2 separate regions of the Mus musculus genome follow, and region 1 is linked to region 2. Evidence: chromatin loops called from intact Hi-C (ENCODE). Cell type or tissue: left cerebral cortex. All regions are shown on one strand. Links, peaks and the distances in the headings refer to the core of each region. The heading gives the core; the rest is flanking DNA.

What was found. A loop is a pair of places that touch in the nucleus more often than their neighbours do. Peaks named below come from ENCODE experiments on the same cell type or tissue, not always from the same donor. Only the 100,000 strongest peaks of a DNase experiment are listed, where the experiment ranks them.
Region 1: a loop joins it to region 2, with 5 times the contacts of the local background. A loop is called at or near these places in 8 of 42 quality-filtered maps.

The regions. Positions count from the first base shown.
Region 1 is chr19:11,600,423-11,616,079 of GRCm38, forward strand. It overlaps Ms4a2 (membrane-spanning 4-domains, subfamily A, member 2), which reads right to left. Exons shown (of 7, transcript NM_013516.2): 7 at 15,098-15,657. Ms4a6d (membrane-spanning 4-domains, subfamily A, member 6D) reads right to left here and starts at 4,382. Exons shown (of 7, transcript NM_026835.2): 1 at 4,252-4,382; 2 at 2,724-2,886; 3 at 1,408-1,542. The coding sequence starts at 2,870. It also overlaps the pseudogene Gm24599. In left cerebral cortex, for the core only: CTCF peaks have their summits at 7,938 (motif pointing right) and 11,198 (motif pointing right); DNase peaks (open chromatin) are centred at 7,928 and 11,236.
Region 2 is chr19:11,998,825-12,014,481 of GRCm38, forward strand. n-TKctt29 (a tRNA gene) reads left to right here and starts at 7,215; the gene lies at 7,215-7,287. n-TFgaa2 (a tRNA gene) reads left to right here and starts at 9,721; the gene lies at 9,721-9,793. It overlaps n-TKctt30 (a tRNA gene), which reads right to left and starts at 10,944; the gene lies at 10,872-10,944. It overlaps n-TLtaa4 (a tRNA gene), which reads right to left and starts at 12,344; the gene lies at 12,262-12,344. It also overlaps n-TRtct1, n-TFgaa6, n-TVtac1, n-TVtac2 and Gm31151. In left cerebral cortex, for the core only: CTCF peaks have their summits at 7,913 and 9,018 (motif pointing left); DNase peaks (open chromatin) are centred at 5,652, 5,980, 6,785, 7,245 and 10 more places; H3K4me3 peaks cover 4,277 bases; H3K27ac peaks cover 4,978 bases.

The DNA of each region.
Region 1 (15,657 bases), core at 7,162-15,161, 400 kb before region 2:
AAAACCAGGTGAATCTGACACCAGGTGAATGAGAACAAAAGGCAGGAGGGCTGGATGGTGTGAACTCTTTCTTAAACACTGTTCAGAAAGTCAAGCAAAATATGTCCTCAGACTCAGTAGACTTAAGAAAGTTAAGTTAATAGAACGTTTCTGAAGATGAATTTTAAAATGCAAGACCATCTGATGTTTCAGTCTCCAGAATTTATCAGTGTGCCCATACACATAATTCCTTTCCTTGGTGATGTTGAGGGTTAAACCCAGCCCCTCATACACACTACTCCAGTGGTCTACTGTTGAGCTACTGCATCAGCTCTAAGTGTGTGTTCTTAAAGTTAAACTAAAAGTAACTCCATGACTTTCCCCATGGGAACAATGCTGATTGACATGAGAAGACCACGGAATGAAGAGGAAGAAAACTTGAAGAATAAAGACAACACCACAACTCCATGCAAAGGGTTACTTCAGCAGTAAAATGGTGTTGACAGCATGAATCTTTCACAAGATCTGACAGAATGGCACCTCCCCTCTCTCATCACCTATTCATTCATTATCCTGGCCTCAATTAGATCTGCAAACAGTCCACAAAATGTTGGCCAACGACTATCAAAGTCATCAAGTAAAGTCACCATAAGGAAAACATAAGAGGTTTAGATGAGGAAGTCAGGAGAAAACCAAGAAGGGACAACGACTAAGGGTTCTAGAATAGACCCTGGGACAAAAGAAGAATATTCATGGACAATGGATGAAGTCAATGTATTGGCCTGACTAAAGCAGAAATCATTGACACAACAGAAGAAAAGGTTGATCTGTGGATGAATCAAAGGGAGAAACGTAGGAGGGAAAAAAACCTGTTACTGAGCTGTAATGATCAGATAGGAAGCCACGGTGACCCAAAAACTCAATTCTGAGTGAAATTCATCCACATCAGTCTACAGGAGAGCCATCCTCTGAGAAAAGGACCTTCATTACCTCCTTACCCCAAACATGAAGCAGGCTCAGAGGAATATCCAGTCTATCACCCTGAATGCCTCCAACAATGTCAGATCCTAAAAACGAAAGTGTTCCTTTCCGCAGTGCAGTCCACTGTATGACCTTGCACGATACAGGAAGTTCTAGATCATTTGGGTGCCACTTCCTAGACTTTTCCCTAAAGCCAGGAAGCCACTAAACTCATGAGCTCAAGAGATGTCATGAAAGTGTAATATTGACAAGAAATATTTATTTGAGCTACATGAAAATACCTTCAAGATGACATAACTGCCCTTCCACACTAAGACCTTCTCTGATAACAGACAGAAGAACAAAGTCTACCATTGACCTCTTTTTCACAGTATACAGAAATGCAGCTGGGTTAAAAACCCCCTTCTGTAGCCTTGCCATCTTATTCCCCACAGAAGTCCTACTTACAAACAAAGCTCCTACAAATGGGTAGCCAGATTCTAACAGGATGGAAAACACTGAGGTAAAGTGTAGATTGGAGGGAACAGATGCCAAAATGATTCCCAGAGCCAACACCATCACAGCACACATGATCTGGATTGCCTGTTGAGAGAAGGGAGATGGTGATTAAAGCAGCAATGACAAGAAGGACCTCTCCACTTTTCCCATGGTGCCTAGGCATTGTCATCTACAACATCCCAGTGAGCACACAGACACTGTACAAGTTCTGCAGTGAGAGAGGAAAGCTCATTCTGGTGGAGATGTAGTTCTGCTAGAATGTTGAGTCACCTTCAATTATTTCTGTCATGCTCATGACCCCTTCTGGCATCTTCTGGCTGGGGCTGAACTTCAGTGCATAGTTAGGAAGTCTCCTGCTCCCTCTTGTGGGATGAAGAGGTATCTGAAAGCCCACTCACTGAGAACTGGAATGTGGAAACCTCTCCACACATCATGCAGATCCCACAGAACACCACATAGGACTAGCCTCTCTGCCCTGCTCCACAGCACCTTCAGTCCCGGTGTCCGGTCTGGTAATCCCTTGCCTCTATATTAAAAGGGAAATTTTATCTTCCTGATGCCCTTCTTTACCTCAAGACTCACAACAGTTGTAATTTTGATTAAGCAAATTTATAAATGTTTTGTTACATGAGCTTCAAAGAAATCCAGAGAATTAAATGTATGTCTAAGCTAAGACCATCAGTTCCATTAAGTTTTGGGACTGAGTAACACAGAGGCCCATGCAGTGTGTTTCGTAGAAACAACACTGACAAAACACCTTCATCTTTCCTCATAGCACAAAATATATGTTCTTTCTCATCTCCCTGTACCTAAAAGTCTTGTTAGTATGTCCTGGAGGAGCACAGAGAAATGAACCAATGGTCTTTTTTTTTTTTTTATCATCTCTTCTCACTAAAGAGGAGAAGGATGTTCTGTACTCAATGAGCACATAGAATGTAGCTACAAATGTTTTCATAAATAAAATACTTAGCAAGTACTATCCAAAAATAATAATGATAAAAAAGAACAAAATCTCAATGGCTGCTGGAATAAGGTCATTGAATTACAGCGCAAGCATGTTAAAACAGGGTAAATACTTGCCAGTTTGTGGAAAGTCTTAGAGATGTAAGCAGCATTCCAAGGGGCTTCCACCAGTCTACAGACCACTCTGTGATCACTCTGTCAAAACTTAAGGCTTCCCACCCCTAAATTTATCTCTGGTCCTAATACATAGAGCCTCTCCCTCTGCCCTCCAACCACCCCAGGGTGTTCTGTGTGGAATTTACCGCCATCACTTTGATCTCAGCCTTTAGATGTTTCTTCAGGCTGTCTTGGCTCTGGTGGGAAGGCTGGGGTTTGTCTGTTTGGGGAAAGCTGATTCCATTTGGTGAAATCACTGTGACAGTCTCACTGGTCACTACTTGTGGAATCATGATGGAGCTTCCACGGCTGGAAGAGAAAATGGACTTAGCTCTTACAAAGAACTGCACACCCATCTTCCCACTCTCAAATCTGTAGGTGAGTACCTTACTGCATTCTTGACTTATCCTCCAAGGGAAGAAACTAGAAGACTAAAGAAAATGTAAAATCCCAAACCTTAGATTCAGAAGGATTTTTTTTTTCTGCTTGAGATAGAGGGTTGTTTTTAGACAATGAATATATACATAACATGACAACTCCCACTGATCCCAGTGAACAGAGCCAAATGTTTACATAAAACTTGTAGATTGGAACTGTTGAAATGACTCAGCAAATAAAGGCATTTGACTTCAAGCCTGAAGGTCTGAGTTCGATCTGCTGGACCCATGTAGCAGGAGAGATTCATTGCAAGCTGTCTGTGACCTGCAGATTTGCCTTAACACACATTCACCTGCATGCATACACACATATACACACAAAGAGCTATAATAAAAAGACTTTCAAAATGTAGCATTAATTTCCTAGTTGCTATCATGTTTGAGTGCACTGTCCCTTATTCTGATGAGTTTTATCCTCAGGTTGTTCTACCAGTCTTGAGATATAATTAAAATTTGATCTTCAATCTTTTCCAATTTATGCTACTACTCAAACTACTGAGAGCTATTTGTTCATTGTTTGTCTCATAGTGTTATTTCCAGCATATTTCATCATAGTTTAGAACCCTCACAGTAATTCTATTTGTTAGTAATGTCATAATCAAAAAAGAATTTCAGAGGTAAATTTTGATTCATGTGTGAAAATAACACATGATTTTATAATGACATAGGCTTGATGCTAAATAGATATTTAAAGTTTTTGTTATTAACCAGTTGCCTACACACAGTTGGGTGCTGGATCCCAGCTGTCTCTGTCTCTGGTTCCTCACCCTATTTTCCCACCTGCCTGCGGCAGCCTGTGTCTAAGTCTCCTCAGTGTGGAGAAGCACCTGAATGCAGAGTGAGAAGCCCTGGAGTTGTAACCTGAGGTTCAAGATTAGAACTGTGCCCTTGTTAGGAAGAACCAAGTTGCCTGTGGAATTGGTTTCTGAGCTCAGTTTGCCTCTCTTTTCTGTTCCACTCTCAGACCTTAGACTGCCTAATTAGTGAATGGCTTAAAAGCCTTTGCAGGTACAAGAGCTCTGCTTTTGTTAATTACATGACCTTAGGACAGTGACCACCAAGATCATGGAACTAAAACCAGCCAGGACCGATATAAACCCAATACCCATTCCGTTTGCCCATTTAGTTCTGAAGTGTCCCAGTGTCTCTATTGCTTCCATAAGCACCAGCAATCTCTTACAGTGCAGTCCCAGAAATAGAGTGCTGTACAAAGGAATTTCTCTTCAGGGTTGCCTACCTGAGCCTGTGCGCCTTGTCACCCAGTCACTTCCAGCTGAGCTCTCAGAAACCCCAAGAGCTTTAACTATGGGTTTTCTCAGTCTGATCCTTGGTTCCTTCTTGTGAAGTTCTAACTGTCCCAGCCCTTCCTTCTTCTGTGCTCACTGCACAGGAAGTGGCGCTTACAGTCTGGACATGTGAATGTGCCTTTACTTCCTTTTTCATAGACTTCCAGTAACCAGGAAAATGACTAATTGGACCAGTTCTGGGAGACTTGTAGGTTACTTTTCCTTCCCATAAAATATCATCATGACAGCACTGACATTTTTATCACTGGTTTGAATTTTGTGTCTCTCTAATTATCCTAGATCTAGAATACACATTCAGTGGCAGAGCTGAACCTGCTGAGCATCTCAGAGACCCTAATTTCTGATCTGATCCTCAGTGTGCATTATGCTTACGTGTCTATTGGGTGCCAATGGACAGAGTGAACCAAGTTGTTATGAAAACTGACAAAGGTGTTCTTCTTCCGAGCTGGTTTGCGTCTGCGAAGGATAGCATTGCCTTCAGATCCTGACTTAGTGTCAGTGGAGTTCTGCACATTCCATCTTGGCCCACAATGATATGAGTATCACAAAACCAAGCAAAAACTTCCGTTCTTCCCAAACTTATGAGTCATGAAAGTTGTGGCAGAGATGGAACAAGGAAGATGAACAGAGTTAGACGTCATATTCCCCAAGGCCAGTGATCTTGTGGTGTTAAGTAGAATGTCAGTCAGAGTAGCTTTTCTCAGCTCTGTAACTACTCCATGCTAGAGGGATCATGCATGGGGTTAAAAACTAAAATCTACAGGTAAATAAATAATATGCTACATTTATAAAGGCTTTAATCAATGAACTTAACAAAATATTTAATGATTTCTGCAAAGCTCAAAAATCTAGATCACTATTAGAATACAACTAAGTTTTTCTTTGGTAGTTAGACAGTTACCAGGAAACACTTCCAATCAAAAAAGGGGGGGCAAAAATAGACATGAATACCCAATGGTCTCATGGGCACTGTTTTTTTTTCTTTTATTGATTCTTTGCAAATTTCACATCATGTACCACAGCCCCACTTACCTCCCCCTCCTCTGGTACCTGTCCTCCACCCTTGCCATCTCCCCCCAGCAAAGAAAAAAAAATCTCATTGTGGAAGCTGTAGTGTGTCACAGTGTATCCCACAGTATTCCCTTTTGTCTAAATTTATTTGCTTGAAAATATCTGTTGCAATGATTCTTGGTCTGGTATGAGACCTCTGACTTCTGCTATTCTATCAATACTGAAACCTCACTGGGACTCCTCTCAGATATCCTGTTGCCCTGTGTCATGGAGATCTTATAGCTTTGGATCTATAGGACCACTCCCTTCATACACTCCAGCTGTTCATCGATGAGGTAGATATTGGGGTGGGTCAATTCAAAGCCCTGAACCTGGGCCTGAGAAGTTTATGAGCTTGTCAGATCACAAGCTCTCAGGCCCTTGGTGCAGCTCACTGGCAAATGCCAGTGAGGGACAGGACCACTTCTCACACTCTCAGAACCCTGGGGCCAGCTCTCCCACCTGCCATAGATGGCAAAGGAAGAGGGAGGGAGAAGGTATCTCTCCATCACCCACTCTGTCTCATGGCAAGCTAGTTGCAGACATGTTTACACCCTTGGGGCCCACTCACTGGCAGACCCCACATCCGGGTCAGCTCTACTGTGCTGACCAGGTGAGGTGCAGGTCTCACCCTAAGTGCTGCATCTGGGGGTGGGGGTAAGTCTAGCTCTCCAGCTCTCATGATCCCAGGGCCAGGTCTTCTACCTGCCAAAGGTGGTGAGGGGAGAGGTAGGAGGAGGCTGTCTCTTCCTTGTTCCTGCCACACAAGGGAGACTCCTATGCTCCTATCCTTGAAGGCTGCTCACCTGCAACTCCTCAAGTGTGGGCCCTACTCTTTTGAGAACTTGAGCTGGCTAGGGGCGAAGTCAGCTTTCCTGCTCTTAGCCCACCAGAGCCAACTCTCTCAAGATGCTCAGATGAGACCTCAGATATCAAGATGTCCCCAATCAGCAGCCCAGACCAGAGACATCTGCTTAGCCTTCACTCGTGACAGACTTCTGCTGCTGTAGGGCCTCAGACCCAGATGTGGTCCATGGCAGCTGCACAGGCCAGGACCCCACCATGGTCCCAAGTGGCATCACTGGCACTCACATCTGGCTGTTCCTCACTACCCTGGAGTCTCCAGCTCTGCTTCTCTCCATTGTGCCCACACCCTTCTGTTTCTCTTTCTCTTCAATTTCTCCTCCACTTGCTTGCTCCTTTTGGTGGTGCCAGGGGTCTCTGAGCACCTGAGCATCTCAGGAGTGGTCTCAGGAATGCCAAGCCTCAGTTATGCACTATGGAACCAGACAGGAATCATCTCGGTCACGGTCTACAGGATCACACGTGTGGGGCATCCAACTGATGATCATTTCAGGCTGGATGCATGTCCAAGCCCCATGACACCAGTCTTGTGGTCATCTTAGGCACACTCCTTGACCCCTACCTCCCAGTTATTCCTTCTTCTATCACAGGCTTACTCTTTCCCAGGGTGTACAGTCCCATGTGGGGTCCTTCTAGTCTCTGTCGTGCTCTCCACCCTGGGAACCCATCCAGTCCTGCCTGGCATCAGACTGGTGATCATTTCAGGCTCACTTTTTTCAAGGAATGTTAGGCTACTAATCATTCAGATGTTCAAAGCTCAGAACACTGAGTGCAGACCTAGTGTAGACCTAGTATAGACCTAGCCTCTTTCCTCTCTGCCACCTGCTGACACACAAGTGACACACCAGAAACTATTATTTTATTATTGGCTATGACTTGTGCCTGTCCCTCTGGATCCAGGGGTCATAAGGTTAGTGAGCAGCTCTGGGGCTTACTAGCCACTTCACTCAGAAGTCATCAAACTCTGTAGGATACAATTGGCATACTTTTTGCACCATCTACTTCATCCCATTTCCTGATTTCAAGCCAGAAGAATCTTCTGCAGGTCTCATAGTAAAACAATGGCCAGATGTGCCCAGACTGAAAGAGAAGATGGATTCCTGATGTGTTTTCAGTATCCCAGAGAAATTTATTGTAACAAGATGTTGGAGTAAAATCTAGAAACCTCTAGAATTCTCAACATCATGGAATGTTCTATGAGGTGGCATATTTTGAAACAGGGATTGTGGAAAGAGCAGCTTTTCTTTAGTCATTGTGCCACCATTAATGTCAGGATGTCATTCAACACTCTTCACTAATATTTTCTCTTCATTTGTGTGGGGCACACCTGTGTATAAAATGTGATACCACTTCTGTGAGATGGTCAATGTCTTAGCCAGAATTCTCTAGAGGAGCAGAACTGAGAGAATGAATGTGTATGTATTATATATACATATATTTATATATTGCAAAGGGAAGTTATTAGATGAGTTTACATGATCCCAGCTAAGCAGTTAAACAGTGCAGAGGAGACGAGTCACTCAGCCCATGAAGCTTGATGTCTTCACAGTCTCAATCTGGCACTGAAAGCCTGGGGGATTCCTGGAGATCTGCTAATCTTTAGTCTATGTTGGAAGGCCAAAGAAGTTGGGTTCAGTTTGGCAGCCAATAATGGGAGCAGCAGCAATAATAACAGAGCCGATGTGCAAAACTACACCAGCAGGTGGCAGCACCTCTTCTTTCCAACCCTCTATTTCTGTATTGCTGTGGGAAGATATTGCCCACTTACAATCAGGGAGAGTATTCTCCATCCAGTTAATCCTCCTTTGAAATCCCCTTAAAGACTGCCCTCCAGAATCTCTCTTCATTGGTTGCAGATCTGATTAAGTTCACACAAAAAAATATGTTTTTAAAGATTTATTTATTATTATATCTAAGTACACTGTAGCTGTCTTCAGATGCACCAGAAAAGGGCATCAGATCTCATTATGGATGGTTGTGAGCCACCATGTGGCTGCTGGGATTTGAACTCAGGACCTTTGGAAGAGCAGTCAGTCCTCTTAACTGCTGAGCTGTCTCTCCAGCCCTCACACAAAAATGATTAATCGCCATAATGATCAGTTGACTTTGATTCTATCATAGAGGATATTATTATACATGAACCTAGAATAATTAGGTGTGCCAATTCAAAGAAAAAAAAACTCAAAAGAACTTGACATCTTTGCTTCCCTGTTTTCTCAAAGTACACTACCATTCATTCTAAACCAGTAAAGAAATGAATTCTGCCCTGTGATCATGAAAGAGAACCAGAATCACTATAGGACACGGCAATCCATCCAACAGCACAAGCATAGCCTACAACTTATAAGCAAGCACTTGACAAAACTATATCCCTATCTTGACACATGGATGCTGAGTGTCAATAAAGATGTGGGGGTTTATTTAAGTTTCTAGGTTTGTGTAACTGATTACAATGCAATAGAAAATGCTTGAACCAAGCCTACCAGGGTTCCAACAGGTTACTTTGCATCCAAGGAAAGAGGGGCACACATCAACACAGAAGTCTACTGTACTTTAAATGATCACAAATAATTCCTACCCTAAAAATAAATTCATACTGAGGAATGTAAGAAATGGAAGTCCAAGTTCCAAACATATCCTCTAGATCACAAGACCCAAAGAGAAAAGGCCCTGGCCAAAGTCTGGAAGTGTGATTCTTTGCTGCCTGTGCCCCGGACTACTCGATGCCCAACCCTGCCTGCCCTTGGGGGTTGGAGGTGAGGTGACACGGAATCAACAACACAGAGGTCGCAGGTGCCATTCCTCCTACAACTCTTGTACCTGGGTCCTTCGAGGGCTGGCTGTAAAGATGCCTAATTGTTCTGAAGTCACTTCTAGCTGTCCATAGACGTGTCTGATTGCCAACAATTTTCAACTTGGTTTTAGCTCAACTCTCCTCTTCCAGGGGCTGCAGAAGAAGGCCTGTCAAATGCTGAGGAAATTTTATTTATTCCTCTTACTTCAGAAATATAGAAGCAGACACAAAGTAGGAAACTAAAGTCAAGGAACTGAGATGAATCTAGTTCCGTGGTCTCAGTTACTGTATTTACCACCTGGTGGCTGACTTGCTCTCATCCCACCATCTTCGGACTTGCATCTAGAAGCCTGCCTACAGCCTCACATACATGATTCTGCAAGATGACCAGTCATATACCTGTGCAGAGAGGCCTGCCTGAAACAGACAAGCATGTCCTCATATTCATCTTTGGTCAGTCAGGATGCCTTTAGAGAAATGGTGTACAAGAATGAGTGAAATGTTTTCCCTGCCTCTTCTGTGTGACTGACAGTTCTGGGTGATTTGAACGAGAGGTTAAATGAATCTGATGTTACCAGCAAAGCCTCACGGGGTGCTTCCGTATGTTCAGCTTTAAATGTAGGAGGGAAATATTTTCTGCCACACAGTTGAAGTCCTGACTTCTGGAAACATTTTATTTATTCAGTCACTGGGCTGAGATTTACTCACCAATTTCAGAGTTTTTTCCTAGATGCTAGAATCAGAGTGGCATGCAAAAAAATAATTCTAGACCTCTTAAGGAAGACAAATAAGGAAATGAGAAATGTGATGCCCCAGTGTAGGGGAATGCAAGGATGGGAAGGGGGGCACCCTCATAGAAGCAGGGGAAAGGAGGATGGGATAGGGAGTCTCGGGGGGAGGGGGGAACCGAGAAAGGGGATAACATCTGAAATGTAAATAAAGAAAATATCCAATAAAAATAGGAAAAACGAAAATGAGAAATGTATTGTTCATTAGGATTTCATGATTAGAACAGCTTTCAACTCAGCCTCATCTCCGAAGCTTTTCATCATGTTTCCGTAATGCATTTTTGTTACATAATAAAATGATTTAATCAAGTTTACACTTGTTAAATTGTGAAGAAAGTCTGGTGCATTCTAAACAAAATAATGTATCGTGTTTCTGTTATCTTAATTGGCAAATGATAATTATGTACATATTGGAGTATGTTGAGCTTTGATGTCTCTGGGATGACTTATGAGGATAAATAAAGTACCCATCTAGTCAACTGATTTTAATGAGATATTTAAAATCTTCTATTTTAAGTTTCTAAACATATTTTATTTGGGAAATGATGACCAGAGTATACAATACGATTCTAAACATTATTCATCTTATGTTGCTGAAACTTTACATTCCTTAGACAAGTAGTTCTTCATTTCATACCCTTAGGACTTCTGGCCACCATAACTTGGCTTCTTTCTGTCCTCCAAGTTTGCTTTCTTAGATAAGGACATGATGTTCACACAGTGTTATTCTCTCTGTGCCTGGCTGATGGTACAGATAGATGCACTAAGGAATACAGTTTAGCATAAAATAGTAATTTAGTCCTATTGCTAAATGTTGAAATTGTGATTGCAGACATAACATCCACATTCATATCTTCTAATAGAAATGACTAACAGGTCCTTACATCAGATGGACCTGATGATATTTGCCTATAATACTAGATATTCGGAAGGCTTAAGCCTTACAAGTTCAAAGCCTGTCTGGGCTAGAGAATAAATATAAGGCCAGACTGGACAATTCAATGAGATCCTGGTTCAAAATAAAAATTAAAATGAAGACTGAAAATACAACTCAGGGTATAGTGTTTGCCTTCCCTGTGTCAGGTCCTAGAATCAATCTCCAATACAAAATCCCCATATAAAGAAATCTAATAAATCATTGTAGAAAGTAGTACTTATGACATGACTTTTTGTATGCTCGTTATTAAGAAAACTGTTTAATAAACTAAAATACAATAATCATTGTATAATGCTTTTCAGACACAAGAATAGATTTTGGTGCTGGATGTCGAACAGTAAACAAAATATATGTTGTTTGTGTTAGCCGATTCTGAAATTGCCTTTTAAGGCAATTTAAGCAGTTCTCCTGTAAAGGGAACAATGTGTTAAGCTTCCCAGTAGAGGGAGCAAAAGAGTTGTTGTAACAGCAAGAGGATTCCTGTGCTCTCTGGCACCAGGCACAGGCCCACAGCATGTCCATTCCAAGCCTGCATCCTCAAATTTGTAATGCAGATACCTTCTGGTCAAGAAGAGCAGACGCTCACTGATGCGACCAGCTTCATGCGGGTTCTATTGACAATCCGTGGGCTATCTGGAGACAGCCAGCCTCCTGTGGCTGTGTGCTTTTCCTTCCTGTAAACCTCATGCACTCTGAAGAGCATAGCCCCGACTTGCCCCAAACATTCACTACACAGCAGTGACACTACTACTGATCACCCACTGCAAATAATTTGTTACTTAACTGCAGACGCATTCCAGCCTGGATAAATCTACACACTTCTTTCAAGTAGTTAAACCACACTTTCTCCAGGAAACAAACCCATTCCAAATTTGTCCTTCCCCAGGATGAACTCAAGCCTCAGATGCCATCTCAAATTTCTGTTACTATTTATCATTTATACTTCAAGATGTTAAACATACCCTAATAAATCTACTCTGAGTTTTCTAATTGGCCCCAGACTATCAAAGGTGCCTTCTACTCCTCCTCTTTCTTTTCCTCCTTCCCCTCCTCCTCCTTCTCTGTGGGAGTGCACATGTGCAGCAGTACACAACTATGCATGAATGCAGAGGCCAGAGGCCAATGTTGAGATCTTCATCAATCACTGTCCACCTGTTACAGAATTTCAGGGGTGGAACCTTTGAATCTGGCAGGACTCTGGAGTGAAGGCACCTAACCTTTAATATAGCCTTTGTCAGTGATGGTTATCTGAGATTTTATGAGGCTATCCCTTGGAAGGTTTCTCAGAGCCTTTGCTTATCTTAGGTCAGAGACGACCTGGTGAACCACAGCTGAGACTTGCTTAGGTGATGATAACCCCTAGATCAGATAAGAAGTTTTGGTATGTGGAAATTGACTTGCTAAAAGTACATTTTGTGTAACAATAAACAGAGCTTCAAGGGTGCTGTTCTCAGGGTTCAGCACCTCAGAAGCTTTCCTCCCCTCTCCCCCACCCCCCACAGCCGCTGAGAAGCCTGAATTCATCCTATAGTGGCTCTCTTTCTTTGATAGATCATCCTTCCCATGTAAACCTACCAACACTGACACACCCTATATTTTGAGTCAGGCTGTCTCACCAGACCTGGAGCTCATCAATTTGACTACACTGGCTGGACAATAAGCTCCAAAGTCCCTCTTATCTCAGCATTCCCAGCTCCTCCATGTTGTATGTATGTGCCATGGGCATGGATATTTTATATGGGTTCTGGATAAGCTGAAATCAAGTCTGCCTGCTTGTGACATAGGCACTTAACTGCCTGAGGCGCCCCCAGACCACCCTTTGATTGGAAGAACACCACCAGAAAAGATGCTTAATCATAACATGATAGTGCTTAAATATTAAATATTTTAGAACATGAGGGGACATACTTATGTCCTATACTATGAACAAATGAGAAATAAAAGAGAAAAAAGGCAAAAGATCATATAAAAACATGAGATTATATATCTAATCAAGTTATGACTAAGAAAGGAAAAGAACCAGGAGAGATAACATTGCTTTTCAATGTGGTTCCTCTTTTGGAATAATCTACAGGAACACCTTTTCTAAACAGGAAGTAGAATTATCTTCACCATCATTATAATGAACACATAAAACCAGCCCAAGATGTAAAAGTTGGACAGGCATTATGCAACTTCACAAATGCCGCAGGACATTTTCACAAAGACACAGAAGAAAGACTACCTGGAAGCTTGGTGCTCACCATTTTTCTTCTTCTCTTCACACTAACCTCCTCAGTGCCAGCCAGAAACCCTTCCCTCTAGGGACAAGCATCTGTTTCCTTCCTGAGGCCCCATGGCATCCTGAATTTCCCTCTCTATGGTAAAGTTTTTAATGCAGTGACTGATAGGTAGGAAAGAAGGGGATACACAGATCACCAGTAAGAACTTAGAAAACATTATCTAATCCTCATGCTCACTTTTTTTTCCCTGTGAGGCCAGATGAACCTTTCTCATTCCATATTCTACCATATAGTAAATGGGCTACATGAGCAGGTTGGTATTTCTCATAATAGTTTGGCTAATGTTCTGGATGTAATTTATAGCGTGTAATCAAATATCATGTATCATATCAGGAGAGATTTGTCAGGGGAAAAAGAGAGAGAAAAGAAAAAAATGTACACATAATGAAAACATATTTGTTCTTGAGGGGTGGGAGGGGATGAGCTTTGCCGTGGCCAGGCTTGCATGAATTGCTGTTGCTGCCAAGATGGCTAGCCAAACAGCCTAGGTGAACATAATTGCCAGCTCAGCAGGAGAGCCTGTCTCACGGCAATGAGGTGGACAGCAATAGAGGGAGATAACAGATGTCTCAGTCTGACCTTAACACAGAGACAACACACACATAAAATAAAAATAAGTAAATAAATACTGTGTTAATAAAAATCTAGGCATTTAAAGCAGCACAATCCGCTGGCGTCTGGGAAAAGAAAAACAACTGCTTGGGTTTTCTACATTGTTATTACAGAGCGGAAGTCTCAAAAATATTGTGTGGGAACAGATGTTTAAGTGTGCACAGGAAGATAGCTAAAGAATGGTTGGATTTGGCGCTGCGTATATTTATCAAAATGAGCTCTCTACCCAGATCGGCTGAATATAATGTTTTAGGTTGGGGGTTAGGGAGGGCACTAACAGCTCATTTAGTTGACTGACTGGAATGTAGCTGAAAAGATAGTGACCTACTGTAAGCAAATTGTGGAGTGCCTGATATGTCCTGGGTTATAGTAAGGGAAGGGATTTGAAGGCTGTGCACTCCTAGGCTTGGCTGGTGTCTCCAAAAGTTAAGGTCTTTGACCTCAAACAGAATACACCACAAGCTTCCTTGATTCTGGAGGCTTGGAATTTAGACTAAACCACGCTACTGGTGTTCCAGGGTCTCCAGGCTGCAGACACCCTGTAATGTGACTACATAGCCTCTGAAACCATTTGAGTTGGCACCCCTAATTAACCCTCTTCTGTATCTCTCTCTCTATTGAGAAACAAGGCCCCAACTTTCCAATAAAAGTTCACTTCAAGTAACAAAAGTCTGGCAGTTTTGTTTTTCGCTCCTACCGAATGAATCACCAACAGAGAAAGGTCAATGTAGCTGACACATGGCTTTTATATTCCTAAACAGAATCCTCTGCTGCCTGTCTTCACCATTGGCTGGATGTGTCTGTGGAGAGCAATGTTCCCAGTATTGTTCTTACTCAAACCCACCAGCTTATTTGTTTAGTTTGGTTTTTTTTTTTCCTTTTCTGGTTTAAGTTCTGCACTCTGAGAACTCAGAATCTTATCTAATATACATGCTGGATCTCAAAAATCCCTCTTCCTTCCTTATACACGGGCTCAGTCATGTAGCAGACTGTAATGTTTTAGCTGTAAGACAAACTAAAAGTACCCAAGCAAGCAGGCACCAGCTGCTGGAAAAGACAGAGCCCAATGTCACCTACCTATTTAAGGGCTGATAAATTTACATCTATCTCGTGTACCTCTGGTTTGGAGAATTGTCCATTTATATTTCATTTCTTACACCTATCCATCTGTCTATCATAGACTCTTGTTGGTTGTACCTCTTGAATGAACCCTGCATGATACAGGTTCACCAAAAGAAGCCACTTTCTCCAGTTCATATAGCACTTGAATTAGCATCAGTTCCATGCTAATACATGATCCATGTTAATAACATATTCACACCCTGCTTACCCAATTTGTTAACAAACAACGTGTGATAGGTAGTACAATGTCCTGTTTTCTGCCTTCAGAGTTATTTACATACAATTCCACTGGGAAAAGACTGAGGAAGAAGACTCCAGAAACTGTTCTTTGTCCTTGGCACCATTTAATCAATTGTTTTAATGTACATGGTTCTTTTTAAAATGAGTTTTCTTTATTTCTGAGAACTTTACAAATGTGTACAGTGAAATATGATCATATCCACCATCGATTTTCTTCCTCAAGACTTCCCTCATATTCTTTCAACTTCATTTGCTAATACAAATATCAAGTTAAATAACTCTGATTTACTGGATAAACACTGCCTGAAGATACATAAGGAGATCACACGCACAGTTTACTACCGTGATAGAGTAACTGTGAATTGAGGATATGGCTGTGTGGAGAGACGGATGTAAATGAGGCGAGCCTTACATGAAGATTTAGAAAAGTTACCTGTCCCTTGGACACATGGAGAACACACCAACTGATCCCAGCAAACAGATTTTTCAACATCTCTTTTTGTTTCTTTTAAAAATCTTAATAGGAGCAACAAAATCATTTTCTCAGCTGTTTTGGGGGTGTTTGTTTGTTTGTTTGTTTGTTTTTCCTCACTACCTTCTATTCATGGTCTGCTCTCTGGGCACCTTTGCAAATGTTCTGGTCCTCT
Region 2 (15,657 bases), core at 5,048-13,047:
AGGGTAGACTAGTATATATGTAATAACTGTACTATATAGTTAGTGCCATTATATCTTAAATACGACTATGAAGGAATCGACTTGCCCTGAATCCCAGGCAAGCATCTGGTCAGGCTAGGATTTAAGTCACCCTTTGTCATGTATACACCAAGCCTATGCAGCTAGTAGTGGCTCTTCCTTGCAGCACACCTAATTACCATATATGTGGTGCCTTAAAGCAAGGCCTATTTATGAGCTCAGTCCTGGAGGTGAGGAGTCTCACACCACATAGCTGGCTTCTTTGTCCAGGGTCTCATGAGAAGGTAAGAAGATGTGGTTGAGTTCTTATCTGGAGGCATATTAAGGAAGTCTCCTTTCACATTTATCCTTGCTGGCATCCTTCATCTTCTTTTTGTGGTAAAGAAACAGTTTCCTTGTGAATTGTCAGCGAGGAGCTCTTCTCATCCCAGGGGCTACCTGCATTCCTTATCATGTGGTCTCCAAGTCCAAGTCCAGAGAGCTTTACAACCTTGCCACCTTTAACTGAGTTTCTTCTGCACGCAGCTGGAGGACCCCATGCTGGCCAGACAGTCTGTGTTGTGACAAATACCAGAGAGAAGCACGTAAGGGGGAAGAAGGGTTTATTGTAGTTCATGGCGTCAGTCCACGTTTAGCCAGCTCCGTGGCTTTGGGCCAGAGGGAAGGCAGAACATCACTACTGAAAGGACATGATGGAACAAGGTAACCAGAAAGTGTAGTGGAGTAGCAGGAAGGACCAGGGTTAGGAAATGTCCCTTTCGTTCCCTCCCTTGAGTGATGCACTTCTTCCAAAGGCACACCTTCCATAATTTACCACCACTTAATTACCTATTTAAATTTGGAATCTTTCAGTTGCTTAAACCTGTGATTAAGTGGTGATCTCCTATAGAAACAACCTTACGGACTCAGAAGTTTACCCTTTGGGCATCTTTCAGCTGCTCCCAGTGCTCGGTCTCTCCCTTTCTGCCCTTCTTTCCTTCCCCCACTCCCACCCCCATTCTCTGCTTTCAAGGCTCTGCTCCCCTCTGTCTGCCTCTACCCCTTATCTGGAAAATAAAAGGGCTAGCCATCACAAAACCCTCTATGAATAATAGAAAATCGAATATTTTGGAGTCAGATGTGCTGTTTAGGATAATCTAACCATAAGGGGGAAATCCTACCATATTAATGGTCTCATTGATTTTTGTAATTTTCCTTCTTAGAGTGGTGGTGGTGGTACCTGGAAGGTTTGGAAGGTGGTCATTATTTTAGGATTTTTCCTACTACAACTATGTAGAGAAAACAAAATGTTGATGTTTCAACAAGACTGCTGGGTCTGCAAAACCCTTACCTGCATCTAGTTGAGGCATGGCATGGCAGCTCTATACTGGATGGGAAAAAGAAAGCAAAGCAGAGCAAAGCAAAGCAAAGCAAAAAGCAAAGCAAAGCAAAGCAAAGCAAAGCAAAGCAAAGCAAAGCAAAGCAAAGCAAAGCAAAGCAAGGACATGACTGCTTCTAGATATAGTGGGGAAGAAAGTTTATTGTAGATAACAGGGAAGCATAGCCAGGCAGGGACATCTGGGAGAATCCCAGAGTGGACATGACCCTGAGCCTTGTGAGGAGAGGGAGGAGAGGTAAGGAGAGGGGGGAGGGGGGAGGGGAGGGGGGAGACGGGAGGGGGGAGACGGGAGGGGGGAGAGGTGAGGGGAGGAGAGGGGAGGAGAGGGGAGGAGAAGGGAGAAGAGGGGAGAGGGGCGGGGTGGGCAGGTATGCCACCCTGGAGGACCTGGTAACAGGTAGGGACAGAGAGATGCTGTGAGAACCTGGAGGCCAGTATCTGCTTTGTTATGTTAAGTGGGCATATTGTTTTGTCCCAGGTTTGAGACCCTATGCACACCTGGGATGTGTTCTTCCCTTGGTCTCTTGAAAAAGGCTATCTGGAATCTCTCCCTACTTTTTGAACATCCTAAACAAGGTTATCCGTTTACTTCACAGTGCAATAAGCTCATGTTCCCCTTTCTTATGAATCAACTCAGTATGAAACACTGGATTATTCTAGCTAGCTTTAGGGAACTTAAGTCACTTTCAAATGAAATGCATGCAAGGAATGTACTGCTGTGAAATGGGAGACAGGTGGGGTAGACCCAGCTTGTTAGGGATAGCATTAACTCACAGCTGACTTCCAGTTTGAAAGGGTCCTGCAACTCCTACTGCGGTAACACGGAGTCTGGATCATGTGAAGAGTTTGCAAATGGCAAGCGTGTGTGAGTGTATGTGTGTGTGTAAGTGTGTGTGAGAGAGTGTGTGAGTGTATGTGTGAGTGTGTGTGAATATGTGTGTATGAGTGTGTGTGAGAGTGTGTGTGTGAGTGTGTGTGAGTATGAATGTGTGTGTGTATGTGTGAGTGTGTGAGAGTGTGTATGAGAGTGTGTGAGTGTGTGTGTGAGAGGTGTGTGTGAGTGTGTGTGTGTGAATGAGTGTGTGTGTGTTGTTAGTGGAAATCAAACAGGGCAGCTTACAATCTAGTTCTTCCCGTCCTTTTCCAGACATTTTGTAAATATATCTGACATTCAAACCGATATCTGTAAAAATATACCAAACCCAAAACTCAAAATAAACTGAAGGTCACACCTTAACCTTTTAAAATTGGCTTCCCTCAAAAAAAAAAAAAAAAAAAAATTGGACTGCAGAGATGACTCCTCGGTTAAGAGCACTGACTGCTCTTCCAGAGGTCCTGAGTTCAATTCCCAGCAACCACATGGTGGCTCACAACCATCTGTAATGGGATCCAATGCCCTCTTCTGGTATGTATGAAGACAGTGACAGTGTAGTCACATTAAAAAAAAAAAATCTTTAAAAAAAATTAGTATGTGTGTATCTAATCATTACAACAGTGTTTTACAACATGAAATCTGTGTGTGTGTGTGATGTGTATGTGTATGATGTATGATGTGTGTGTGTGTGTGTGTGTGTGTGTGTGTGTGTGTAACTAGCTTCTGTTGTACCTATACAGTCAATTCTGTGCATGAATTAATAAGCATGCAATTGTAATTACAGTCTCAAAATTGAATTCCAAGCTCAAAAATTCATGATTTGGACTGTGGCTATAGCTCAGTATCCGAGCACCGCCTAGGCTGTAGGCAATATTCATTACTTTAAAATGTTTTTTGAGTTTAAGAAAAAAAATTGAGTATTTTTTTTAACGGAGAGAAGCAAATTGTAGGACAGTTAAAAGATGTCACTTGAGAAGCAATGGATCTCAGGTTGTAAATAGGGTCCTAAAGAAAGAGAAATAAAGTAGTAAAAAAACTTCGTTACTTTTGTATATTCTTGGCCAAATTTAGCTGACTTAGTACCGCTAAAATGTATTTCCTCATTATAATTACCAGATTTAAAAAAACCTTTTCAAGCACAGCCGAAATAGCTCAGTTGGGAGAGCGTTAGACTGAAGATCTAAAGGTCCCTGGTTCGATCCCGGGTTTCGGCAGTGATTTTATACGGCAACACAACCACGTGTATCTAATTGAATTTCCTTGTTAACTCCACTTGTAATACTCCCTTATGTAGACATCTGTGTCCTTACCCTTTGAGGTCAGCGTGTGTCGCCTGGTTTACTCTGAACAGAGCCTGCCAGCTGATTTGGGGCTCCAGCTCAGGCTTCTCAGGTTGTGTTCAGAAGCTCAGGTCACAGTCTGGACCCTTTTTGCACAGAGGCTTGTCCATCTGAGCTAACAATAAGTAGGACCCGGATGGAGTACAGAAAACGAAGGAGTCCTTTTCTGGTTTAGGTCTACTCTAGCGCTATCACTCCAAATGAAGCACTCCCGATTAAATGTGAATTTCAGAGAAATGACCCTTTAGAATAAGCAGTGTCCCAAATTTTGCGAGGAACATATAAAGCAAGTATCGTTGTTTCCGTGAAATTCGGTTGTAACTGGGTGCCCTGTATTTTCATTTGCCACATTGAAAACCACCATTACACAGCCTCCTGTCCCAGTTCAATGTTCATTCACTTTGTGTCCCAGCAAAGATACCCAGACACCAAGCACTCGAGATAAACTGACTTAAGCTGACCACCTAAGCTCTACCGGACTGTGGTAGGAAACGAGAGATTCTGAAGGCTTTGGATTGGATTCTAATACAAAACAACAGACAAACCCAAAACGTGCTACGGTGATGCGTCAAGCAATGAAGCAACGCTCAGTGGAGTAAGCAGAGCCTCCCGTGTATTCGGGTACCAGGCTGAAGCACGGGCTGAGAAGAATCAGATCCAGCAAACCCCGAAGCTTCCGGTAAACCGACTCTTACACTTCCCAACCTGTTAGTCTGCCAAGAGGCTAGACGATAAGGTGCCTTATTCACCACATCATTAGGTTCTTGGATGGAAAGATGAGTCTCAGTCAGAGACTCTTGAAACTCAAATAAGTGATGGCTAGAAAAAAATCAAAATGGCCATCCAATAAACTGGACAGTTCAAACTTTGGATGATGGACGTCACATGAGTCAGGAGTAGTTTTATGCGTCAAGTTGGCTGTGTGATAGTGACTGGTTAAACACCAGTCTAGATGTTATTGTGGTGTGTGTGTGTGTGTGTGTGTGTGTGTGTGTGTGTGTGTGTGTGGTGTGCTTTTAAAAGAGATAACAGGGTCAGCAAAATGGCTGAGTGGGTAAGGTGCTTTCTGCCAAGCCTGATCCGGCCTTATTTCCCAGGTTTCACTTGGTGGAAGGAGAAAACTGTACCCTGACCCTCACATAGGCACTGTGGTATGTGTGCACACCCCCCCATCCATGCATAAATAAATGTAACTTTAAAAAAGTAAAAACTAGAAATGATATTCAATTCAGCCCACTTCAAGCAAGGCCAATTAGTCTCCGGATGTGGTTTGCTCCATGCGCTCATTTGAAGCCCTTAAGAGCAAAAATGAATTTCTAATGAGAAAGGAATTCTAAGACCTCAGGTTCAGGAATACCTGCCTGGATCTTTGGCTGACTGCCCTCCTCCTGTGCTTGGAATTGAGACTGCTTCATTACATCCAAGAATTTGTAGCTATTTAGACTGCCAGTCTGCCCTACAGAACTTTCCTTTTTTTTTTTTTTTTTTTTTTTTAAATTTTTGAGGATATCCTGTATGCATACAATGAAATATGATCATACCTATCCTCCATTTCCCTTTCCAACTCTATATCCCTCCAACCCATTCCCACCCAAGTTTTCACATCCCTCCCTCCCTCCTTCCCTCCCTCCCTCCCTCCTTCCCTCCCTCCCTCCCTCCCTCCCTCCCTCCCTCCCAGTAAGTCCAGTGGGTTGTGTGCATGAGTGTGAGGGCTCATGCACTAGAGCATGGGAAACCTCCCAGTGACCACATCTTCAGTGAAGTTTGATTTCCCCTCCTCCAGCAAGAACCCACTGCTGATTATTTCAGTGTGGTGTAGGGCCTGGAGATCACCGATCTGTCTGGCATGGGATTTTAGGCTGTCTTGATTTCGAGCAGGCCTTGTGTGGGTAATCACTGCTGCAGTGAGCTCATGAACTCAATAGCCAGGCTATGTTCAAGAGATAGCATTCTGAATGTAAAACACCCACAACTGTTTGAACTAAATTCTTAAAATATATCTCTGCTTCCAATTCTATTTTCATCTCTGTCTCTGTGTCCAATCAGTTCTGGGGATCTGGAGCAACGTGACAGTTTGCTTCAGCATCTCTTGCACACAGGTAAGGGGAAGGTTGGGATCTTTTAATAAAATGGGCATCGTTCATGCCTAAGGAATGTTGCACCTTTGCCCTGGCCATGTTTCAGTTCAAGGTGGAGGGAGGAAACCGGTGAGAAGCAGTGTGACCCAAGCACAAAGGGCATAGAAGACAAATGAATGACCTCACTCAACTTAGAAGGCATAGTTTAGATGCCTTTATCCACCCACTCTGCAGGATGAAGCTTTGCCAGCTGTCACAGGGAGCACCCCAGAGAAGATGGCACTTCATCTACAGTCTCCAGTGTGTAATAGGGAGGAGACCACGTCACACCCATACTGCTTTGGCATAAAGGTTATTTTGAGTCAGGAAATTCAGCAACCAATGCAAAGCAGGACATACACGCACAAAGGTTTCTCTCCGCCCCTCTCTGTCTCGAAGGACAAAGGTTGGACAACTAAAGATAAACTCTTATTGGCTTGCAGATTGGACCAGAGGAATCTACCCAACAGACTTCCTTAGCTATCTTTATCTACCATTAATTTCCTATATATCTACGTTTCCACGATGCGTTCTTCTGGAGACACGAGCTCCTTTCCCTTTTTCTTGTCACTCATCCTAAAATATTTTATTATTATTAATTATTATTATTACTTGTTGAAGGTGCTATATATACTAGAACTTAGGGCCGTTTCTTGAAGAATCACCCACTCTCTGGGTATCTCTTCCGTGTCTCTGTGAAATTCACGTGTTAATACACTTGTTTTCTCTTGCTTTTTCCTTTTGTTAAAAGAACGTCATCTGAGAAAGCAGCAAAACAGGGATTATTTTTCCTCTTTCCCACGTGTTTGGGAATAAGGAACAGAACGGGAGGTGACATTCTATTTGGTAAGAGAAGAGCAAAGGCCCAGAGGACTGAATGACTGTAGCAAGATATGCTATGAAAATAAAATGCTGTGTTATCAGAGGAGCGAGTAGGTACAGAGAGCCCTTGGCGTAGAAGCTGCGCGTGCGCAAGGTCGGGCTCCTGACCGTGGCAAGTGGGGGCGGGGGTTGGTTAGGCTCGGACTTCTGGTATGATAGGTGGGCTCCTCTTAGATGTTGTGCTGCGTACTTGTATTTGTTTGAGCTGGGCACCCGGGATGGGTAGGAGGAATCGAAAATTGTGTGTTGAAAGAAAGGGCGTCCTGATGGCATAACCCCTGGTTTCAGTTTGAGTTTAGGGAAAGAAACGTGTAGTGTGGCAACTGTTAGCAAGAGGCTTCTGCTCATTTCATACACTTGCAGAACTCAGGGTTTACAGTGAAGGGAACAAACTTCTAAGTGAGCGGCATATTTAAGAAGTCTGTATCCAGACGATAGGCAAACGCACCACTCCATAAATCCATTTTGTTTTCTTCCCGCTTTCACGCGATCTCTACCTAGAAATTATATGAGACACGAAGGAGGGGCCTAGTAATCCTTTACATTACTAGCACAGAAAAAGTGATAGGAGTCTTCACATACAGAGCTGAGCCAAGCAGCCATGAGCCCGGATAGCTCAGTCGGTAGAGCATCAGACTTTTAATCTGAGGGTCCAGGGTTCAAGTCCCTGTTCGGGCGCTGCTATTTTTCTTTTAAAAAAGTAATTAGGACAATTAGATTTAGGGTGCCAGACATGTCTGGCTAAAGAAAGAAATGTTAAAATTCTGGCGAGCACACCACAAGCTCGACGCATTCTTGGGAAAGAGCTCGAAAGTTCGAGATACACGCCAGCAACCGCTTTGCCTCGGTCACGCGCGCGCGGCTGCCTCTCGGTTTCCCTATATTTGTCCTACCCCGTCCTCAGGGAAAAAAAAATGCTTCTCTGGGAACTGAAACCCCACGTAGAGCAGCTTGCCTCTTCACACCAGGTCCAACTTCTCCTGTTATGAAAAGTGCTCCTGATTACTGGGAGATGGTGAAGCCGAGGTAGAGATGTCTGTTAGTGGGAAAAGGGGGCACTTAAGGGCTGGTACAAATCTAAGAGTCAGGGCACGTCCACGTCAAATTCATACAGTCTCATCCATTTTCCTGCAGGATTTTTAAGAACTTGGCTTGTAAGCACAATAAGTTTGCAAGCCCTGAGGTGAAATAGTTTTCCCTGGGAGGAGAAGACACCGCTTGTTTAATGCAGATTGAGTCTTCCTTGATTCAGGTGGGCTGTGAATGAAGCCGACCTCCTCAATGCGAACAGAATGAGACAGGCGCCCTCTAAGGACAGCAGAGATGGAGGTGGAACTCGAGAGTGAGGCCGGGTCTTCACCTGGCTCACAAGGACGCTTCACGCAGGGTCCACACCGATCCCGCAATGACCGCCTCGTCCTCACTGACAGCCTCCTCAGAAGTAAAGGAACAGTTATCTTGCCTTCCTGTGATAACTAAACGAGCTTAGTAGAATCCACAGGAAAGCTGGTGTTATGTGATAATTACTAAGAGCTTTTACTCTAGTGATGAAATGCAGTTCAATCCAATCCAAATAAAACAAAAACATATACCGAAACGGATGTTTCAAAGAAGCATGGACACTCAAAATCACAGGCCTATGGCCCCAAGACTTGGTTGGTTGGTATTTGCTAAAGGAATGGCTCTCTGGTCACTCATCCAAGGAAGAGGGGACAGCAGGGTGAGATTGGGCTCTCTGAAAGTCACCATGATCGGATTCTGGGGGAAGAGACATTCATTGACTTCAGTTCTGTAGCCACCAAGGCACCCACTAAGTTGTAAGAGTTCTATGTCCCTGGTCACACAGACCAGGTCTCAAAACCGGCAACCAAACCGAAACACAAAACAACAAACTCAGAATACATGAATGTGGGAGAGAGATTAACTGGTGGGCTGGGAGGGAGACCTGAGAGGCTAAGGGGGTTACAACAATCAGAATGCAGTTCATATATATGTGAAACCCAAAGTACATATCCAACTAGAGTTGTACAAAGTCATTATCATCGCTCCTCACTCTCATCCTTTTCAGGACAGGCTGATGCAGAGCACTGACTGCTTCCCTTTTACTTTCCTGCTGCCTCCTTTCAGCTATAGTTTGCATGCGCCCTTCGCTCGAAGTTGACAAATTAAACACTGAAGTTTATCGCGACCCTGACCTTTTAGGCCTCGGGCAAATTTGGGTGATTGAGAGCAAATTGGTTACTGCGTTTAAGAATTATGATCACCCCCAAGACCTGACACTGTTACGGAGGCTATGGAGCACTCACAAAACGGGACCTAGCATGAAAGCCTTGCGAAAGACCCAACAAGCAGCTGAAAGAATCAGATGCAAATATTTGCACCCAACCAATGGACAGAAGCTGCTGCCCCCCTGTGGTTGAATCAGGAGAAAGATGGACGAAGCTGAGGAGGAGGGCGACCCGGTAGGAGGACCAGCAGTTTCAATAAACCTGGACCCCTGAGATCTCTCAGATACTGGACCACCAACCAGGCAGCATATACCAGCTGATATGAGGCCTCCACCACATATACAGTAGAGGACTGCTGGGTCTGGGCTTAGTCAGAGAAGATGCACCTAACCCTCAGGAGACTGGAGGCCCCAGGGAGTTTAGAGGTCTGGTGGGGTGGAGGTGGGGGTGGCGGGGGTGGGGGTGAGGACATCCTCATGGAGACAGGGGAGCGGGGAGGAGGTATGGGAAGTGGGCCGGGAAAAGAATAAAATCTGGAGTTTAAAATTAAAAAAAGAAAAAAAAAAAGAAAAAGAATTATGAGCAAGTCGACCTTCCAGCACACGTTGAGGGATGAATGGGACCGTGAGACCAAGCTATACACACTAGGTACTCTTTGGGACCCTGGATAAGGGTAGAGAAAGGGTAGAAACTAAACGAAGGTAACCCAGGACACACCTTGACCTGACAGGAATTAATTTTGTTACTGTTCTTAAAATTGCAGAACTAAAAATAGTACACCTTTAAAAATAAAATTAAAAATTCAAAAATTGGAGGTGAAGTGACCTGAATTTTTTTTAACTTTAAATTTGCTTTAGAGTGGGGACGGGGGCTTATTATCTGTGCTGAAATAGCTCAGTTGGGAGAGCGTTAGACTGAAGATCTAAAGGTCCCTGGTTCGATCCCGGGTTTCAGCAAAGTTTTATTTTGTTATTTCTGTCTTTTGTTATTTCCTTCCCAGTACAATAGCCATCCTTGTGAAGACACAAAGATTCTCTTTGGAAAGAGAGGCAAAGAAACATAGGATCCTAGCTGGGATACATGGCTCAAAATCTTACACGGTGGAAGCTGACACGTCGACAGAGTATTATGGCAAACCAAAAACCGATTGCATCAAAGTTCACCCCAGGGAACCAATGAACTTATTAGGGTTATTTAGAGATCTTGGATGAGGGTTATGGGCAGGAGCATGGGTGACCCCCAAAGCAGTCGCATTGCTTGGAACCCAGCCTGGCTCCTCAATGGCCCTGTAATGTGGAGCCCGTTCCACTAATCTCTTCCAGCTGTATGCTCTATCTTCTTTCTGAAGTCATTCGCAGAGTTGTATATAACCGATGGGGTGGGGTGATTGGAAATTCAAAGATCCCTGCCTCCTTTTCTAGGAGAACAACAGTCAGCAAGTTCAGCTGTGATGAGATATAGTTGAACTCACGAAGATGGTGGCAACTTGGCTCGGGAGATATGCCCATACAACACATGCCTGCTGCACCAGCTGACCTCTTGGGTCTGTTCCCCCAATCGCCACCTTATGTTGTCCCTTTGCTAAGCTTTCAAGTTTCAATGACAGGTTTGAAGCTAGTCCTGGAAGTATTTGCCTACACAGCCAAGTCTCTTGCTAAGTCGGGGCCCATCAGAGAGCACAGGAAATCTGGCTAAGAACGTAGTCCTAAGTGGAGACTATACATTCTGTGTCTTCATTTGAAATACAGATTTAGTAGCCTAGTTCCCAAGCTTCGCCTTTAATAAGAGGCATCAGGAGACATTCTTCGAGACTACTGATGTACAGTGTTTTCTGGTTGTATACCTACAGATGTTTTGAATACAAAAATCTCACACAATGTCATGTAACAACCACTTTCCAAGCAAAACCCAGCCGCATGACGTCTGTACTCATTCTTATAAATTGCCCCCTTCAAATAAGGGTAGGTTGGGTCTATATTGAAGGTCTTTCACTTATTTAGTCATACCGGAAATACAGGAGCCTAAAACAACTTCCGCCCGAACAGGGACTTGAACCCTGGACCCTCAGATTAAAAGTCTGATGCTCTACCGACTGAGCTATCCGGGCTCTTAGCGAGTCCTTTCTTCAAAGTCTATCCACAGTTAAAATTAGGCCTAGAGTCCTAATTCTTTCCAAGTAGTTGAAAACCTTTAGTCTTTACTACTAAAAAAAAAAAAAAAAAAAAAAAAATCACGATAAGCAGTTATGGTGAAATCAAGTATATCTTTCTCCTCTCTCATCATATGTAGCCTATAAAGATTACAGTTACTGGAGGTTTCTATTTTGTGCATTTCACGAGAGGAACGCCCCATATTTTGTACCCTATGGTCAGGCCTCCTGAGCTGTTGGAGACATTTTTTTTTTTTTTTTTTTTTTTCTGATTCCGGGTTTTTTGTTTGTTTGGCACGCTAGAGCGCCTTGTGGGTGTATAGCTTGAACTGAGGTTTGCATTCGACATTTCTTGAGCGTACACTGAGTTCAGGATCTCGGCAAGCTTGTGAGGCTTGGTCCTGTGTAGGGTCGAACCGACCGCCTTCCCTAGCCCCCAGTCGCGCTCTGAGGGACGATCGCAGGTATTAGATAACCGCAAACGAGTTAGGCACTTCTTACAAAGAACTTATGGGACCCTAAACATCTGCTGTCGAGTTCAATTGAGAATGCTAACACCGTGACTCCTGGAGAGGGGCTGCCTGGCCAGGCGGTCAGTTTCAGAGGAATCAGGAGCCTCATGCGTGTTGCCCTTCGAACCTCTGGACTGACCGCCACGCCCAGTGGGAGAGAGTGTGATTCACAAAGGATGTGGAGTCCGCGCAGGGTGAAGCAGAGCGGGCAGATCCGTGCCGGCTGTCCCCAGCGCAGACCAGAGTGTCAGGCTCCAGGGCAACGAGGCCACTCTTGCTACCTGTAGAGACGCAACCCGAGCTGCATTCCGTTTAGCCGCTCCCCATCCTACTTTCGAATGCCCCGTGGTTTGCCCAAGTCTGGATTGATCCTAACAGATGGCCCGCAGAGATGTTTGGTTAGCCGCTGAAGGGTTGGGGGGGATATTCAGTCTGCCCTGTCTTTGTGCTCACCGCAGCCTATCTAAAACACCTTCAGATGATTGAGCGTCCTGTTTATTTTTCTGCAGTTTCTCTCTTCTGTCACACCTTACAGTTAAAGACCCTGTTTTTTATTTTTTCCTTTTAAAATATTTTCCTTATACATTTTAATTTTTAAACTCGCCGCACGCCAGTTTTCTAGCTTTCAGAAAGACACTCGGCATGTGGCTGGGTCTGGAACGTAAAGCTGTTGTGTCGTGTTTTTCTCTACCTCGTGTCCTCGGCTCTTTGTTTGGGTCCTAACGTCATAGGTGCTAGGAGAATATAAAAGGAAAAACACATTTACCAGAAGTGGGGTTCGAACCCACGCGGATATAAATCCATTGGATCTTAAGTCCAACGCCTTAACCACTCGGCCATTCTGGTACCTGAAAGAGCTAGATTTTATTTACCAGCAACTGGAGCAATACTGCAAGATTTAAAAGTTTTCAAAGAACCGTAAAATAATATTTTTTACTCATATAAAACAAAACAATGAAAAACAAAGTCACAGGGGAGGGAGGTTCGTAACCCTGATTATACCTCGCTCATTACTTCATTTCCGCATACAATAGCAATGTGATTGACGCTGGAAAGTGACTGAGAAAGCTCGCTGGTGGTAGTACCAAGATTACTGATTCTTCTATGGTGACGGACACTTGAAACGACGGCGATAACTTTCCTTTTTTATTTTAATGGGCATGTCAGGCAGGATGTTTTAATACTCATGGACTTCGGTACACTTTTCCTTCTTCCTAACTCCGGTCTTTTGTTCTTGCGTTATAACTCTCTTATTAAAATAAAAGCGACTCTGGTGGGACTCGAACCCACAACCTTTGAATGCCTCCATTTGTCTAGAAGTCCAATGCGCTATCCATTGCGCCACAGAGCCAGGTGTGTTTCTGTCTCCGTACTGTCTACATCAGAGCAGGAGCGTCGACTCGGGGGGACGAGCTCTCTCTTCCTCCATTAACCGTGGAGTGTGCAGCCGGAAGCGAGCAGCCGGGAGCGAGCGGAGCGGCGCCACTAGAAACCCCAGGTCCTGTTGGAAGTTCTCTGCGCAAGGTACAAAAACATCTTGATTCCAAGTCCCAGCGTCACCACAGTTCTACATGTAGTTAGTTGATATGGCATGCGACTCCTCCGCCCGGTTCCATAGTGTAGCGGTTATCACGTCTGCTTTACACGCAGAAGGTCCTGGGTTCGAGCCCCAGTGGAACCACGTGGTGTGCTAGTTAATTTTTTTCAGGTAGTTATTGCTGTAGCCTGTCTAGGTTATCTAATTTTGTTTCTGACGCATCTAAACGGTACTTTGAAGTCTCCTTTTGAAAGCACCCGTTTGTTTTCGGCGTTTAGAAAAATCTGTGTTTATTTTGAAATACTTCTTTAAGGGCAGATTACAAACTTTTCGTTGTTACCAGACTAGTTTTTAATCAAAGTTTTCTATTTTCATTATCCAATCTGAGAAGACCATTGTGGCACGTGGTTCCATAGTGTAGCGGTTATCACGTCTGCTTTACACGCAGAAGGTCCTGGGTTCGAGCCCCAGTGGAACCAGTGTAACTTTTCTTTCGTTATTAAAGCTATTTCAGTGTAATTCCCCCCCCCCCCTCCCCTCCCCGGAGAATTTGGATTTTGTGCGCGAGCTATTGCCGGTCCGCTGCCGGTGTGACTGCCCCCTTGTGGCCTCTTCTGGGATGTGCCGGTGAGGGGATTGTGTCTCCTGGTGCCTGCGTGGCTTTCAAATAGTAGGTCTTGGGTGTCTGATTCGCCTTGGGCCACTTTTAAAAGTTGCTTCCATTGCCTGATGAAGCACGCCTACAATCTCTGCTTTAAAATAATTAAAAAGTTGCTACTATCAGTGCTGATTAATTACAAGCCTCATATTGATCTTATTGATATACAAGTACATATTGAGAAATTATTGTCAGGCGCAAGGGAAGAGATTAAAAATCCTCCCTTTCATTTTTAATAGTCAGAAGTTTCTTTTGTGACTCCTAGAAGTATCTCATTATTGTTCTTCACAAGTGCGTCCCCTTACGGTGCACTTAGTAGCAGAAATTTCACATGGACCGAAGATTTAAACATTAGAAGTGTTTTGTTACGTGGTCATCAGGAACAAACAGCACAATTTTTAGAGCGTAATTTCAAAATAAGAACAGATTTTTCCAAGCAGAAAATTTAAAAGCCGGTAAATGATAACTAAAAGGATGGCGAATTTAACGGCGTAAAAACTTTCAATTTCTGTATTGGCACTGAATATCAGAAGACAAATAACAAAGTTGGGAAACGTGTTTGCAAAGCCTGTTCTCCCTGGGGTGGGGAGGGTCTCCGTGGTGGGATTGGGGTGGGGAGGGTCTCCGTGGCGGGGCTGGGGTGGGGAGGGTCTCCGTGGCGGGGCTGGGGTGGGGAGGGTCTCCGTGGCGGGGCTGGGGTGGGGAGGGTCTCCGTGGCGGGGCTGGGGTGGGGAGGGTCTCCGTGCTGGGATTGGGGTGGGGAGGGTCTTAGTGCAGTTCACGCAGGCAATCGCCTACTTTGGTAAAACTGCAGCGTTCGTGAGTGAGTGCGCAGTGACTGTCACGTGCAGAAGCCTACATCATGTGTTCTTCCTGCTTCCTCTTCAGAGAAGGTCCCTGAACCCTTGGGGTGGGTGGACAGATGAATCACAACCAGCCACGTATCTCAGCACTTGGCTGGTCAGCTTCTCTGAGTGTATGGCCGGGGCAGAGTTCCTAGCTAGAGTCTGGGTGTGACCCTTGAGGGAGTTACCTATGTGTCCTGTCCCTGTTTTCCTCTCTGCAAACGTGGGGGATAACCTCTTGTATGATTCTCAGGAGGGTTTGGTGAACTGACTCTCCACCGAGTCAGCAGACTTAACATCTTTGCTAATACTCTGGCAGGCACACTTGACACAGTTTGAGGACTATTTTGGTCTGTTTTCCCTTGTAGACATTTTTTTGGAAACTGCTAACTGCCAAATATGTCAGATATAGGTGCGGTGGGCTCATTTCTTTGGATTCTCTTTCTTCTTTATACTTACACTTTTTCTTTCCTTTTCATGAAATCTCTCTCTCTCTCTCTCTCTCTCTCTCTCTCTCTCTCTCTCTCTCTCTCTCACACACACACACACACACACACACAGATTTACGCATATATATATATATATAAATACAACACTGAGTATGTTTGCTGTTGTTTGTATACCATTTTGGGAGTGACTGCTTTGTCACTGGATAAGCAAATACAGGGAGCCTCTTTCTCTTTTTCTCAGTAGTCATAAGCAGCCTGTAGTTTTTCTGTCTAGGGCTAGAACCCCATCAGATTTTTCCTACCTGAGACTAGTAAGATCTTAGATTTTAGAGGGGAATCTAACGATACCATTTTACTAGGCCAGCATAATTCCTAACCAATTCTAAACACCTGTCTCTATAACCATAGAGTTTTCACCCTTGTCAAAGATGCTTCTCTTTGCAGCAGATGGAGACCCTTACAGAAAACCACAACTGGTCAAATACAGTAATTAACCGTAGGGACCCCAGCCCCAGTGGATACGGCTCCAACACAGCTCTCACACCTGAAGTTCAAGGAACATCAAAGAACAGGAGAGAGAAATCTTGTAAAGGTCAAAGGACCAGGAAGTCTGCTGGGAGATTGCCTCTCCTAGGCAGGACAGGAAAGCCTTGATACCTCCACAATATGT